Linked DNA regions of Homo sapiens: region 1 is linked to region 2. The links are chromatin contacts, found by Hi-C or POLR2A ChIA-PET in ENCODE. All regions are on one chromosome and are shown on one strand. Each heading gives the region's core, a stretch centred on a gene start or an enhancer-like site at or near the end of the contact. The rest is flanking DNA. Distances are from core to core; before and after follow the strand shown.

Region 1 (3,376 bases), core at 801-3,300, 800 kb after region 2:
GGCAAAGAGAGGGCAACAGGCGCACGCACACACACACACACACACACACACACACACACACACCACACAGAGACAGAGAGAGAGAGAGAGAAAGAAGAGGGCCAACTTTCCCACTTTTATAATGAACCCATTCCCCAGATAATGGCATTAATCCCTTTACTCTGCCCTCATGGCCTATCACCTCTCATTAGTCCCTACCTTCCAACATTTTTACATTGGGGATTAAGTTCCCACACATGCCTCTGATAGCTGTGATATTTAAAATTGCCACTGAACATTTGACAAACATACTTGGTGAGTTTGAAGTCAGACTAAATAACAATAAGCCTCATGAGTGAGATTTTCCAAGGAACTATCAAACATGTCGAATAATAACAGTTGTCTGGCTTTGGAGTGGGTCAAATTCTGTTTTGTCCCCTCTACCAGTTGCTAAGTCACTATTTTTCACTGTGATTACTGTGGTTATCTAGGCTGACACGGGGCTGGGAGAAAAGTATAGGACTATGGCAAGTTAAAATGCCAAAAACCTTGCTGTTGTTACAAAAATCCAGCTGTTTTTCTTTAGTAAACACTCTACAAATTGTTGCAAGCCTTTGGTTAATTTCCAGAGTTCTGAAAAAGTCGATATTGATGATTTTTGCCACTGTTCTTGTTGATTTTATGGAGGAGAGGATTTCAGGCATAGATCCTATTTCACCATTCTGGCTGATGTCATCCCACTAAATCTTTATAAATTATTTATTTTACTAATAGCTGCACACATCTCTGAACCTCTCTCCAACTTAGCCTTCCCCTAAAAATGGAGATTAAAATTTAGCAGTGAGGCTCAGGTGGAAGCTTTTGAGCTAGTTGCCACAAAACATTATTTAACAACTATTAGGTAAATCTAAACCAGGTAGTGCAGAAATGCATATGCAGGAAAGTGAATGTGTGGGACTAATTGTGCTTTTCCAAAACTGGCCATGTTGGTACTGTTTCTTTCCTTTTACATGGCAAAAGTCCGCTGCTAACCTCATAAAACCTCCACTGCATAAATATCCACTAGTGAAGAATGACTGGCTGTCACTCTGCATCTGGTGCAGGGGGCACTATTGCTACAGAAGCTCGGGCAATGACATGAAGATACTTCAAATTGCCAAAGTTCTAGTTGTCACCATGACAACATTAATTGCTAATTTACAGACGTAAGAAACTGTTGTAGCTAGAATTGATAGAGTTCTTTAGAAGTCTATTTCTATTCCAAAATCAAATTGTTATAACAGGTCACCTGAATTACAGTACTTTATGTCACACGATTTTTTTTTAACTCTCTAAAAGCATTTGACTTAGAGAGAGACCTTATATTTACTTTAGAGAGGAGGAAATGGAGATATTTCCTTCAGAGACTTTTAGTAAAGACCAATCAGCAGGTTTGCAGAAGAGCCAAGCCTCTAAAGAGGTGACTTATATTTCCAAGAGATATTCCAATTCAATCAGTGAATAACAAACTTTAAGCGTGCGGGAAATTTAACAAAACCCAGACTCTCAGAGCTGCAACTGCGCAGTTTTAGGTCAGCTGGGGCTGGGGGTGGGGGTCTCTGATTTCCTATCTTTTCTCCACCCCTATTTCTGTAAACATTCTCCCACCCACTTCCACTCCCCGTTTCCCTCCTTCACCCATTCACCTGAGGGCAAGACGGCCTAACTTCACACAGAGCCCAAAGATGCTTATTGAGGATGCTTTCGACCTGGTGGAGTCCATTTCAAAAGGCAACTGAAGCCCTCATTCGGCATCCTCGCCTCTCACTCCATGCCGGGGGTCCAGAAACAATCCCTGTCCCTGGATAGGTCAGTTTAGCTCACCTGTACTTTCCTTCGCCCGTCCACAGCGCCGTCCAAACCGTACCAGCATCTCTGACGAGGTGTCCATGATGCTCCTAGATCTGGAAAAGTGACTGTGGCGCCAAGCGCCGCGGACGCCAGCCGGTGGAGTTGTTACTCGTACCACGCGGTTGCTTGGCAACGCCGCCGGAAGTGACGCCAGCCGTAGCCGAGGAACAAGGGAGGTGCTGCAGTTGGCGGTCGGGCTAGAGAAGAGAGGCGCCTGCGCTTGCGAGCTGGGCTTGTGAGTGGGGCTGCCGAGAGGGCAGGCGTGGGGCGAGGCCAAAGGACTGAACCCGCAGGAGCGTCACGGGCGCCGGGGCGGCTGCCGACGGCGGGACTGGGTCAGTGAGAAGCCCGTGGGCCCCCGCCCTGCCTGCTACTCCCATCCCCACCTGCGCGCTCCCCATGGGGGACGACCCCCGATTGGGTCCGATGCCTACCCTCGGGGTGGAGCCGGCAGGTGTGTGAGCGCGCGAGGCCTAGGCGTGGTGTGTGCGTCCGCAGATCTCCTCGCGGGTGGAGTGTGAGGAGCAAAGCCCTCCCTTAACTATAAAAACCCGCGGATTCGCTGACATAAACGCTGTTTTTTTAATCCTTTGGTTTCTGAGGCATGGTCAGGACTAGATGGGGCCAAGTTTTTTAAAAATAGGAATGTTAAAACGTAATGATATGCTTAGAATATTTACGTTAGGACCTTTGAGATATTTTAAATTTCTTGGTAAATACATGACCACAGAAATCTGTTAGGAGTAGCTGCGCGTTTGGTTTCAAAAGATGCTTTTCTAACACATTGATGTACAGATAACTTCATTACTAACAAGTTGGCTCTGACGTGTACACATAATGCACCAAATTGGAGTCTCTCAAAATGAAAGAACAAAAAGATTTTTAATAACGAATGTTCTAACACATAGTCGTGCTATTTTTCTTTAGGTTTTCTATCAGATGTTCCACGTAATAATGCTGGTAAGTATGGAATAATTAAGAAAATATTTGAAGACAGAAATTAGTTTGTGCACATACAGCGCTGGTAGGTTTTTGGAACTATACCTTAAAAAGTGTCAAGAACTGGGGGCCAGGCGCGGTGGCTCACGCCTGTAATCCCAGCACTTTGGGAGGCCGAGGCGGGCGGATCACGAGGTCAGGAGATCGAGACCATCCTGGCTAACACGGTGAAACCCTGTCTCTAGCAAAAATACAAAAAAATTAGCCAGGCGTGGTGGCGGGCGCCTGTAGTTCCAGGTACTCTGGAGGCTGAGGCAGGAGAATGGCGTGAACCTGGGAGGCGGAGCTTGCAGTGAGCCGACCATCGTGCCACTGCACTCCAGCCTGGGCGACAGAGCGAGACTCCGTCTCAAAAAAAAAAAAAGTTTCAAGAACTGGGAAGGAACAGAGATTTTTACCCTGTTTGCAGGCTAACTTAGCCTGGCAGTTTCATGGAAGACACAAGACTATTCATTTCAGGAATGAATTACTCCCAGCAGTAGCCAGTAAATCAGCAATTTCGCCTGAG
Region 2 (3,161 bases), core at 373-2,872:
GTAGAGACAGGGTTTCACCATGTTGCTTGGGCTGGTCTTCAACTCCTGAGCTCGAGGGATCCACCCAACTTGGCCTCCCAAAGTGTTGGGATTACAGGCATGAGCCACTACATGTACGTGTGTGTGTGTGTGTGTGTGTGTGTGTGTGTGTATATATATATATATACACACACACATATATATGTATATATATACACATATATGTATATATATACACATATATATACATATATATATACACATATATATACATATATATATACACATATATATACATATATATACACATATATATATACACACACACAACATATACACACTTGTGTACACAAAATACATTGTCTTACTTGTATGAGAGATTTCATGATAAAGATGTTTTATCTAAAAAAAACCCCATGATTTATACTTTTTCACATACGATTTTGATATTCCAGAAACATCTCAACCATTCGTTCTTCTTCCTTTAATTTCACAGACAGCTTTTCTGAAAGAGAAATTGAACTTTCAATTCAGCTGCAATAACACTAAAAAATAAACTAGAACAGCAAAACCAGCATGTTACAAGTTAACACTAGGTACCTGCAAATGCTTTGATGGAATCCTTGTAGGTATCTCTTAGTCCCGCCATCTGACAGGAGGTGTCCGTACTTTTGAATTTATTCCAAAATTCATTTATGCTTTTATCGAAAAGTGCCAGTTCGTCCTCTACCATTATGTAGGACAATGCTAAAAACAGAATACATATTGCATTTTTTAAGTTACTGAAATCAAATCACCCACATATTCCAATCGGGTATACAGTATTTTGGCAATTTGTCCTTTGCTAGAAAATAGCAACTTATCTTTAATTCTAGGTATTCAAGGGTAGATCAAGCCACCTGGGCTTAACTGTTGTTAACGTGCAGCAATAATTCAGGACACCTTTACCTCCTAGCAGCTTGTTAGTAGGTAAGTGTAACTGCACAGGACACTCACACGCACTATGACCCTGGGTCCATTTTCTCACAAGTAAAACTGTTGACTTCTGAAACCCCTGATCCAACTCTAACCCTTTCTGAACAGAGATCATCAGGATAGCCAGGTGGCCGGCACCCTCCCATAGAATAAGACCCCACACATCTATCCTGTCTCTCTCCTCCACCTCAGAACAGTAAAAGTTAACAGTAAAATAGGGACTAAGGTGGGAGTTTAGTAGGTTCCGTCGAGGATGTATACAAGTCACCTCGGGCCTCAGTATCCTCTGTAAAAGGAGGTCCTGGGAGAATCCTGGACCCACCAGTACTCTGCGACGCTAAAACCTTCCCAGGAGGACCAAAGATACCTCCTGCAGTGAAACCCAGAACGCTTTGGGTTCGCAGCTGCCCACCCCACCAGGCTGTGAGGCCCAAACAGCAACAAGATGCGCATTTCACAAACGCCGCCGCAAATACACACATCCCGCCCTCAAATTCACTTTCCCTTATTGCGACAGGGGGGCCAAGGAGCCCAGCTCGGCGCCCAACTCCCTTACCTTCGCAGGCAGGCCTGAGTCCCGCCGCCTTCCCCACACCAGATCCGCGCCCACTCTAGCCAACAGCCGGACTCTAGGCTCAGCTCCCGCAGCCCCGCCAACTTTCCGATTTCAAACCTAGTGCACTTCCCGCCACCCGCCTCCAGGCGCAGGCTGGCCTTCTGATTGGCCGATAGCGCAGGCTCTCCTTGACAGGATTGGTTGAACTCACCCTTGGATTCTCGAGGGGAAAATGGGGGAACAGGGCATTCTGGGATTCGTAGTTCTTTTCTGAACAACAGCCAGAGTCTCCGCTGTGACCCGAAAGTATTAATAGCACCCGAAGGGCTCGCCCACGACAAGTCATTTATCGGCTTCAAATAAAGGTTTCTGGAACAAATACAGATATTGACCTTTAATCGTATCTTTTGCAACAAATACATCCTCTTCTTTGTATTCACCTTGTAAAGTTGACTTCAATTGTGAGTGGGCAGAAACATTCAGATGGTCCTCAGAATAGGTTTTTACTGCTTACAAAAATATTCCTTCTTTTCTACTCCCCCAGCTTCTCTAACAATGTTTTTGAGGCCTAATAGAACACTATGTTACTATCTTGCAGAAGTGGAAGAAACTAGAGCACTATCAAAATCACCTGCTATTTCCTTGAGGACAGGAATGAGGCACAAGGTATTCAACTAGGATTTGCCAGAGTAGACAAGCTGCAGGGAATCAGCGTTGTCCAGAAACTCTGAAAGGTGACATAGATTCGGTATTTGAATCCTTCTTGGTAAAGCTGAGGAAGAAAGAAAACTAGGGAAAGAACCTAGAGAATATGCTTTCTGAAGAATGGAAAATAAAGTTGGCTAAAATAATGAAGTCAAAGTTATTATTTTAATCTTAGACTATGATATGTTTGTGAAAATAAAGCCTCTTATTATACACCAAAAGGTCTTTACTATACTAGTTTCTTTTCATTTTCATCAACAATACAAACACCAACAAGAAGTAAATATGTAAAAAACATTCTCAGAGGACCAGATATTAGCCATTCTTTATCCAAGAACTAAATTAAGACCTATGAAATCAGGACAAGTTATTATGAATATTTAACACTTCACAATATACCCAAAAGTCACCTTGCAGCCTAGAGACTGCTATTAATACAGTTAGACATAGAGTTTACTATGATAAATCTCCTTTCATTTGCAAATATTTTCCCAAGAACTTCTAATTTTATATATCTGATACTATTTACCTTAAAGCAAAATTTTATGAGTTGAGCATCTCAGAATTTCAGCTGATTGAGTGCTGGTACTCATTTTTAGGGTTTTCTCAGTACCAAATTAGTGAAGACAGTATTTAAGAAGATTCATGGAAGAGGGCTGATTTGGTACCATGTTGATGAATTCCTCACTGGGTTTATACACTGGTCTTTATCAGACTGTTCAGTGAAGATTCTTGCTCTCTTTGGGTCTTCAGCTGAGGGGAGTGATTGCCCTACCAATGTGCTGTTTTTAGGGCAGCCTCAGGTTGTCTATTGTTTTTTATTCTGTGAGTGCTCCTCCCCAACCAGGATGTGAGGAAGAAGTTTGTCGTTTGTCAAAATTTTCATTTCTGAAAGACTGGCTGAATAATTTCTCTCTAATCCCCAAGGATAGCTAGAGACAACCAG

Evidence for each region. Hi-C counts contacts between places; a loop is a spot of excess contacts on that map. ChIA-PET counts read pairs that join two places held with the same protein, here RNA polymerase II (POLR2A). Pooled maps may share reads with other maps.
Region 1: a pooled map shows a loop between it and region 2 (11-fold over the local background). The contact joins the promoter of PHOSPHO2-KLHL23 here to the promoter of SPC25 in region 2. A Hi-C loop is called at or near these places in 6 of 50 pooled maps. POLR2A ChIA-PET finds 5 or more read pairs at or near these places in 2 of 52 experiments (PC-9 and activated T-cell).

Annotation. Positions count from the first base shown.
Region 1 is chr2:169,692,419-169,695,794 of GRCh38, forward strand. PHOSPHO2-KLHL23 (PHOSPHO2-KLHL23 readthrough) reads left to right here and starts at 2,051. Exons shown (of 5, transcript NR_144936.2): 1 at 2,051-2,204; 2 at 2,797-2,829. CFAP210 (cilia and flagella associated protein 210) reads right to left here and starts at 1,987. Exons shown (of 9, transcript NM_001085447.2): 1 at 1,843-1,987. The coding sequence starts at 1,909. PHOSPHO2 (phosphatase, orphan 2) reads left to right here and starts at 2,051. Exons shown (of 4, transcript NM_001008489.4): 1 at 2,051-2,204; 2 at 2,797-2,829. RefSeq lists an enhancer at 1,770-1,949 and a silencer at 2,080-2,359.
Region 2 is chr2:168,888,808-168,891,968 of GRCh38, forward strand. It overlaps SPC25 (SPC25 component of NDC80 kinetochore complex), which reads right to left and starts at 1,623. Exons shown (of 7, transcript NM_020675.4): 1 at 1,511-1,623; 2 at 580-726; 3 at 419-484. The coding sequence starts at 712. LOC124907904 (a long non-coding RNA gene) reads left to right here and starts at 1,824. Exons shown (of 2, transcript XR_007087287.1): 1 at 1,824-1,875; 2 at 2,109-2,436.